Regions from separate parts of the Homo sapiens genome. Here all the other regions are linked to region 3. A link is a contact called in ENCODE Hi-C or POLR2A ChIA-PET data. All regions are on one chromosome and are shown on one strand. Each heading gives the region's core, a stretch centred on a gene start or an enhancer-like site at or near the end of the contact. The rest is flanking DNA. Distances are from core to core; before and after follow the strand shown.

Region 1 (2,806 bases), core at 282-2,781, 790 kb after region 3:
CTCGGATTACGTTCTAAAGCAGGAAGCCATTTAGGCTACTGGCATTAAATTTGTTTTTGTAGCACTATTATATTGTGTGAACCTACAATACTCTGCCATAGTTGGACAATTTCTGAATAAATATAATTCAAAAGAATTTACTGAAGCACTGGGTGTGCAAGTGGGGACGAGCAAAATTTATCTCCTAAAACTGATTTGGCTTAGGTATTTTTCTTTCATGTTAAAAATTATACACTTTTCATTTTCTCAAAGAAAAAGACAAAGACGTATTTTATGAAGCAGAGAACATTCTTCAAAAGGAGACTTCACTCTAACAATAAGTGGGAAATTACTTCTTGTGTATTCTCTTGAAACTTTCATATCATCCATTAAGGCCTCTTTCTAGTCACTGCTAATTAAAATGTATTCAACATATGTCTTTAAACTTTGTTAAACAAATGAAAGTTTACTTTTTGTCCATATGGGATTATTTTTGAGCAATTAATAAAGTCCTAAAGATGCAAACATGGTAATTTAATATATGCATGATAGCCATCTCTTCTGCAGAGATGAGTATTTAACTTTTTCATGGTGCTACAATGTGCTATAACATACCCTAAGCCCGCTCAGGTAATGCTTTTGCCGTTGTGATTCTTCCTTTTCAACAGTAATTGCTGGCTTCTAAAAGTGATACAATGTGGCCATTTAAAACCAGGGTAAGAAAAACCTCAAAAAATTAGAAACAGTAAGAAATTCTAGAGATATTAAATCAATTCAAGGTCAAATACGATTTAAATGCTTATGGGCTCAGTTTTTCAGGGTATCATTTTTTTTTTCCAGAAAATTTTGAAATAGAATGATCGAATAAAACCTCCAGAAAACAAAAACTTAGCCCACCGGCCCTAGTACCATTCCCATTATGAAAAACAAAGTAGGCGATGGTCTCTCTCTTACCTAAGCAGCATACATCTGATCACTTGGCCATATTATGGAAACTCTTACTTCCACCACCAGCCATGAGTTCAGACGCCCCCGGGAGTTTTAATCTAAAAACTCAGTCATCCTGTTCTTCCTGCTTTGTCAGCTTTTGTGGAGAGTTTTCCCTTCTTCCCATTAGCAGAAATTTGGTTCACGCCGTTAGACAGTAGCACATTGTTTCCAAACTGCATATCAAGGCTGAAACACAATCTTCAGGTCCTGCAGCCATTCGTAAACCTCTTGAGCTTTGCTCTTGTGTAGAACGTACAATGTCTGCAGAGTCCCGTGACTGAATGACAGCCTTTGAATGCCATTGTTATGTGCTCATACAGAGAGATGTACATAGAGGCACATACACAGATGGTGGACATAGCGGTTGTAGTAATGCGCACTGCTGGCTATGTTTCTTTAAAATGGGCTTAAGAATTTCCCCACAACTGAATATAAAGTATAATAAGAAAATTGTACGTGCTTTTAGAATTTGACCATGGTTTGCATTATTTATAAACGAGTCAGGAAAAGGAAGAGCTACAGGGGCAGTTTTCTAAGGGCTGTGCTCGTAGGGTACGAGCATGTAGCTAGCACAGGCCAAACATTCTGAAACCAAAACTGAAAATGAGAAATTATTCTTCAGAGGGGTTTCCAGTTTGCGTCTTACCACAATTGCATACTGAATTAAGAACAATTTAAAAACTCATTGGGGATATGAAAATTCATGAGATCATCAGCCTCTACTGTATTAAGAGGTGAAAAAGCAAGAGGACAGGTAGACTTGAAAATAATAAAATGGAGAGGGGAGAGAAGGGGCACAGAGAGAAAGAGAGAGAGACGGAGACAGAGAGACCTCAAACCCAGAGGAAGCCAGCTGACTGCAGTGCAGCAAAAGCACAAGCACTATTCCAGACCATGGGCATGCTGTCACCCGACCCCTCACATTGGGGAGGAGGGTGGGGAAGGGGAGAGGGGACACACAGGGCAGAAGGAACAAGGCACAAGACACAGAAGCGCCCACATATGAACAAACGAAAACCATCACACGCACCCACACATCAAGAACATAATGACTACACCATCCGTGCGTTAAATCACTCATGCATTTCTCAGACCATGTGGTATCAGGATTTGGCAGAGTGTTTTTTGCATTGCTCAACATGCACACATAACACAGGATTCTTCCTGTCCAGGCCTTAAGGATGAGCTCCAAAAACACAAATGCTCAAGATCCTTATTCAAAGAAGATCCCTTGTGTCAGCCTAGTCTAAAAATCCCATTCTTAACACTCACATTTATCTTTACTATCAGTTAAATCCTTAAAAGCACATTGTGGCTGATTGTTGTTTGGCTTTCTTTTTGGAGAAAATCCACTTGATTTTGAATCATGCCCATGCACTTCTAACCTTCCAATACATGCTTATTCCAATCAGATATTGGTAAGAACAAATGGTCAACATACATAAACAACTGGTATAAACTTCATACATACTCTAGCAAAACAAGCTTGAATAAAATATTTTAATGAGTCTTCAAAGGGAAAGCTTTAAAAATTTTTATTTTTTCTTTTCCTTTTTATAAAAACACAGAAATATAGAAGGAAATCCAGTATGAAAACTTTTAAGACCAAATAAGATGCCCATAGCTGATTGACTTAATGTCTTGTCATTTAAGTTGCTAAGTTATCAAACCTTTCAACATTTCTAGGCCCAGATCACCACAACAAACATCTCGAGATTATTCTCAAATGAATCTAAGTCAAATGGTTGCTGTAATGAAGAAGTTGGGTTTTCAGCTACAATTCATTAGAATAAAATCAGTTCTGTATCATCATCTCTTTGGAAATCTCAGATGTTGC
Region 2 (2,700 bases), core at 157-2,656, 820 kb after region 3:
TTAATGTCATTATAAAATGGAACTGCTATATAAAAATAAGAAAAATAGTTAGGTCTGTACACTTAAAGAACATTACAGTTATAGACATGGCATCATCAACAGCCAATCAATTAGGTCGAGGGATCTGAGGTTTTCATAATACACTGTGAATTTTTTTAAACCCTGTAAAAGACATTTAGCAAGACTGCTATAGCAGACAAATTTGTTCATTAGTCAAAGTTGCACAGAGGGTTAAACACCAGGAGGCTTTAGGTCACACTACAGTAGCAACCAATTAAAAAAATAATATTAGAAAGACATTCTGATTTGATGAGACTTTCTTTAAATGTACTTTGCTCTCTCTATAAAGGGAAAAAATATATAAAAGGAAACTCTTAAAGAGGTTGGAATGGGTTGCTGGCAGATTACAATTGATTTCATGCCAGTCTGACCTTGCACCACATTCTGTGATCTTTTCAGAAGATGAAACTCAAGATTCTGAACCTGTATTTCAGTTTCCTATGTAAATGAAAAGACACAGTCTCCTCTGTAGGTCCAAACACTAACGTATCAGGTCTTTGCATTCCTTTATTTAGAAAAAGGTACTTTGCAGTTTCTTCATGACTGGGATGTCACCCTTCCAGGGTAGCAGAGAGGAGCAGAGCTGAGTCAGTGGAAAAGGCATCCTCATACCCTGGCAGGAGACATGCCAGCGGGAGACCTATTATCCCTGGAGTCCCCACAACCTTCCCTCTCTTCCTAAGAATTTCTAAATCAGGAAATGCAGGTGTCATATTTTCTTTGATGTGCTCAATGCAACTAGGTCCAGGGGCTTGAGTGCAAATCTGTTTCTGCAACTGCATTTGGGACACAGGCTCTTCTTCATGTTTCTTACTTAGATTTCACCCAATATTCTGAAACACCAAGGAGTATGGGGATTTGATGCTTGTGGATCAAGTGCTAATTGTTTCAAGTCCTACCAGGGAGAACTCAAGGGCAGCATGAGCACAGATGATATCAGAATGTCTGGGTAGCGGGTCTGGGTCAGCCCCTGTGCATTCAAGTGAGGAAGCATTGACTGAAGAGTCTTTGTCAATCATGGAGGATTATTGGAGTTTGGAGTAGAACGACAATGCAAAGATTAACCTGAGATTTGGTGAGTGTTAGAAGCTGTTTGAGCTCAAAGCAAGAATCAACCCCTACAATATGGCTGTCTAAATTGTTGGGGGAGGACAGCTTTGCAACTAAAGGAGGGCAATGTCTAGCAATGCCAGGTGACTGGGATTGGTGAATGAACGGAGTCACACAGAGCTCTCAGAGGAGTTAAAGAGAACATCTTGCAAAATATTTGCTTTCTATTGTCATAATACATTCATGAATAATTTTCACTGCCGTTTATTTTGTTTGTTTGCAAGGTGAAGAACCTCCTGCTGTTACATCTGTTGTTATGACTCATAGTACTGAAACTGGGCTTCCTGAAGAGGGCTGAACGATTGTGAGTGGGATGAGTCAAATCTGGTGGGACTGACGTAAGACCAATACCACAGTAGAATGCAGTCTTCTCTTGCTGCAACTTTCAGGTAGGTTTGTGGGTATTAGAATTACTGTTTACAAAAAAGAATCAAATTTGATCCCATGGTGTGGTGGCAGAAAGCTTTGTTCCCACTGCTTTTTAAATGGGGGTACATACTCACAGAATATTCTTCCATGTCTTGGAAGCAATTCTCATCATTTGTAAGCAAACACTGGGCAAGAAAATCCCTATAGCAAGATTTTCTGTACAAGAATCTTCCCTCTGTAACAAGAGAGGGGTTTTTTTGTTTTGTTTTGTTCTGTTTCTTGAAGTCTTGGTAACTAGAACGGTGCCAGGGACTGGCACACAGTAAGCATTCAAGACATAGTTGCTGGATGAATGAATGAAGGAATAAGTGAATGAGAAAGTGAAGAAACATTGGGGCATGGACTTCTCCTTCCACCTTTACTACTGATTAAAAAATAAATAAAATCAGATCACGAGTTCCCGTTAGTCCTCATCACAGAATATAATTTTGTTTTTCTTTTGGAAGGTCAATCCAGCCGCCCAAATCAGAGGTTCAGCCCAGGTGTTCTGCTTTACATATTTCCACTTCACCATACATTTATTTAGCACTTCCGATGTGTCTCTAAGTGGTGTCTTACAGGAAATCAGAAAGGATGTTGTTTGACCATTCCTTTTAGATTTTTAGATGCCAGCTTCACAACTATTTAACCTTCCACACAATCAAAATTTAACCTTGAGTTAAAAACCATTAAGTGAAGTATGTGCATTAGAAGACTGGTTTCACTATGTAAGTATTCAATGTCCACAGCCACACAGACACATCTTTTACAAATACATTAAGGTCAGTGAGATGAGAGGAGGTGGTTCTTAGTAAAACAGGCCTCTTTCTGCAGGGTATGCATTCAGAAGGCAGGTATAAAGGCAAAGGCTTTTCCCTTAAGGGTTATTCCAGTCTTGCTCACGATGTATTTGCCCAACACTCACTCTTTGTATTTTGAATACTGGTTACTCAGCCTCTTGACACTTTTGGTACTGCAGATTGTATCACTAACAATCTATAGTCCTTATAATATCAGGAACTTGGAACCAACACTACTCTGTGTTAACACAAAGAAATAATAGGTTAAAAAATTAGCTTCAATCGGGGTTCTTCATTCCTTGATTATTTCTCATAAGGAATC
Region 3 (2,794 bases), core at 111-2,610:
CCCATCTAGAATATACTCCGTGATCTTTCTTGATGGCCAGACTGTGTAAAATTCATACAGTGTTTACTACAGGGATCCCCAAATATTGTTAGTTGAATGAACAAACACACATTTCAAGGAGGGCACTACAGTGAGTAGATGAACAGTTTTCTGATAGGAGATTGTACAAGTAATGTTTTCACCAGTGTATTTTAGGACAGCAGATTCAGATTAATGCGCTGGGACTGAATGCAAATAGTAAAATTACAAATATAAAGTAAAAATTTGGAACCTTTGCCAAAGAAAGGAATAATAAATTGATTTAATAATTTGAAAGAACTGTAAGGTTTAGGTTTTGTTCTTATTTTTAGTGCGACTGAGATTGGAGTCTGTTTGTAGACATATCTGAAAAAAGTGAAGGGGGAGATGGAAGATGGTAAATGCCAAGGAAAAGATGGAAGGATAAATCAGTGTAATAAAAAGGAGCACTTCTTTTTCGCCAACAGAAGTAAAGGTAAAGGTTAAGTGTCTGAGTTAACGAATGGATTGTTGACCTCTGGGGAGGGTGCTCCCATCAGCTCAGCTTTGTGACGACCTAAGAATATCCCTTCCACACCTTTCCTGATCCAATCGTTCTGGCTGCATAAAACCACCTAAATCAATCAACTGTTACACTTCCCTTAGTGCTAGGACATATTCATATAACTCCCACGTATTAAATGAAAATACATCCATCTAAAAATAAAACAACACGATTGCTGCTACACCAAGAAAGGATTTTAAAAAGGCCTGTTCACAAGCTAAGTGAGGGCCAGAGGAAAGGTGTTCGTTTAAACTGAAATTCGAGCTGCGATAACACCTCCTAATGCAATCAAACGCTGTTGCAGCACACTTCTTAGGAGATCGGGTTCAACGGCAGGGATTGGGTAAGGTGAGAATCTGGCTTGGCGGCTCCGGCCCCGGCCATCTGGTTCCCTTGGGCTCCGGCCGCCACCATCCACTCGACGGCTCTCGGCCCGAACGCTTGGTCGCACCGCCTGCCGAGGTCCTAGATGAATCGCTTCAGGCCTGGAAACGAGGAAGCCGTCTCCGGAGACCATCGCCAACGCTGACGCCCGCGGTCTGAGGTCGCCATGGGAAGAGCGGTAGGCCACCCTGCTCCTCTGATCACCGGAGGACAGGGACACATTGTTCAGGGCCATATTCAAACACTGCCCGCAGTACTTGCGTTACGTCCCTTTGTGAAGGCAGGCCCTTCGCGGCTCCCCAGATCAGTCCAGCCTGTGTCGGACCCGATGACTAAGCACACAGGAACCCATAACTGAGCCTGCGGAAGAGCCAGAAGCCGCCTTGCCTTTAACGAGGGGTATCCTGGCGAGCATGCGCAGACCGTCCGCGCACGTCGTCGCCCGCTGAGAGCAAGCGCAACGGGCGTTTTCGTTTGTGACGCCAGGGAGCGTGAGGACGTGGGGCTTCCGTGAATGCGCAGTGGGTGCGTCGGCCACGACCTTTTGGCCAGGTTAGGGAGGGGGCGACGCTGAGATGGGGGCGGCGGCGGCGGAAGCGGATCGCACTCTCTTTGTGGGCAACCTTGAAACGAAAGTGACCGAGGAGCTCCTTTTCGAGCTTTTCCACCAGGTAAGCGGCTGGGTTCGGCCCTTTGCCTTTCGTTTTCCGTCTCGCCTAGGGCCTGGCCAGCGGCCACCCCGTTTTCTTTTCGTAGCCGTCAGGGGACCCGACGGGTGGCTGTTTGGGGGTGAAAGGCGGGTCTGGGTTGCGAAACGCTCGCTGGGTGTCGCTTTCCTGGAAGATCTTGGTTCGTTTAGGCCGAAAGTGACGACTAAAGGTGGTGGAGGGATCCTCGATCAGGTTTCCCGTGGTAGAGATCCAGGGGTCCTTGGGAACACAGTGTGTGTGTAGGGTCTTCGTTGAGCAGTGCTTTTTCTTATCCTTCCTGTTGTCATCTTCCCCTTAGGATAATTTGTCTTTGGTTTATCTGACTGGGAACTTAATATTTTAATTTATTTGTGTCTGTTTTCCCCTAAAGTTTGCTTATCAAATTGCAGCATTATTAAAATATGTAAAATAAAATGGTTAAGTACTCCGTAGAAAAACAGCATTTTAGTGTTGCTGTATTAAAAAGTGTGAAAAATTCTGAGTATCCTATTCCCCCCATCCCTATCCCCTAATAACTGGTATTGTTTGATTAATCAATACAAAAGTCCGTTTTTAGTTAAAGAAAATCATTCTCTTGTTCTTGATAAATGTTCATTTTCATGGAGTGGCAAAATAATGGCGATTGGTCACTATGTTAAGCCATACAGTGCTGTGAATTGCAAAAGTGATTGTGTTTCCAGTTCCTTATGGGCCCCCTTCCCCAAATAAATCTAATGTTCAGTCATAACTAGGATGTTTACTGTAGCCAAAATGGAAATCCGTGCATCATTTTCAAAAGAAGTTTCTGATTACGTTTCTGTTGTTTTTAAACTTTGTCATATCTTATTTGTAAAATTTGAGTATTTTCCCTTAGTTGCTTTATTTAAATTCTAAACACCTTTTTGTTTGTAGGCTGGGCCAGTAATAAAGGTGAAAATTCCAAAAGATAAGGATGGTAAACCAAAGCAGTTTGCGTTTGTGAATTTCAAACATGAAGTGTCTGTTCCTTATGCAATGAATCTACTTAATGGAATCAAACTTTATGGAAGGCCTATCAAAATTCAATTTAGATCAGGTAACTGCCCAATGAGGTTCGGGGGGCATTGTTTCCTGCTGTTTTTAAATTTATTATTCAGTTTTAAAGAACCTCTTATTTGTA

What was found. A loop is a pair of places that touch in the nucleus more often than their neighbours do. ChIA-PET counts read pairs that join two places held with the same protein, here RNA polymerase II (POLR2A). Pooled maps may share reads with other maps.
Region 1: a pooled map shows a loop between it and region 3 (4-fold over the local background). The contact joins the enhancer-like site here to the promoter of C11orf71 in region 3. A Hi-C loop is called at or near these places in 1 of 50 pooled maps. POLR2A ChIA-PET finds 5 or more read pairs at or near these places in 2 of 52 experiments (OCI-LY7 and Panc1).
Region 2: a loop to region 3 is called in a pooled map, with 13 times the contacts of the local background. The contact joins the enhancer-like site here to the promoter of C11orf71 in region 3. A Hi-C loop is called at or near these places in 4 of 37 single-sample maps with no recorded cell type and 7 of 50 pooled maps. POLR2A ChIA-PET finds 5 or more read pairs at or near these places in 1 of 52 experiments (H1).

Annotation. Positions count from the first base shown.
Region 1 is chr11:115,192,905-115,195,710 of GRCh38, forward strand. All of the region lies in intron 9 of CADM1 (cell adhesion molecule 1), which reads right to left. Among named protein-coding and RNA genes, the nearest start is that of CADM1-AS1, 200 kb to the right of the region's middle. Within about 2 kb of position 1,532, at least 2 of the 41 ENCODE cell types and tissues checked have a DNase peak (open chromatin) inside an H3K27ac peak, as active enhancers do.
Region 2 is chr11:115,221,170-115,223,869 of GRCh38, forward strand. The region is part of intron 5 of CADM1 (cell adhesion molecule 1); the gene reads right to left. Among named protein-coding and RNA genes, the nearest start is that of CADM1-AS1, 170 kb to the right of the region's middle. RefSeq lists an enhancer at 1,371-2,179. Within about 2 kb of position 1,407, at least 6 of the 41 ENCODE cell types and tissues checked have a DNase peak (open chromatin) inside an H3K27ac peak, as active enhancers do.
Region 3 is chr11:114,399,151-114,401,944 of GRCh38, forward strand. C11orf71 (chromosome 11 open reading frame 71) reads right to left here and starts at 1,361. Exons shown (of 1, transcript NM_001271562.2): 1 at 1-1,361. The coding sequence starts at 1,181. The coding sequence ends at 810. RBM7 (RNA binding motif protein 7) reads left to right here and starts at 1,516. Exons shown (of 5, transcript NM_001286045.2): 1 at 1,516-1,617; 2 at 2,548-2,710. The coding sequence starts at 1,522. RefSeq lists enhancers at 603-1,145, 859-1,248, 1,146-1,688.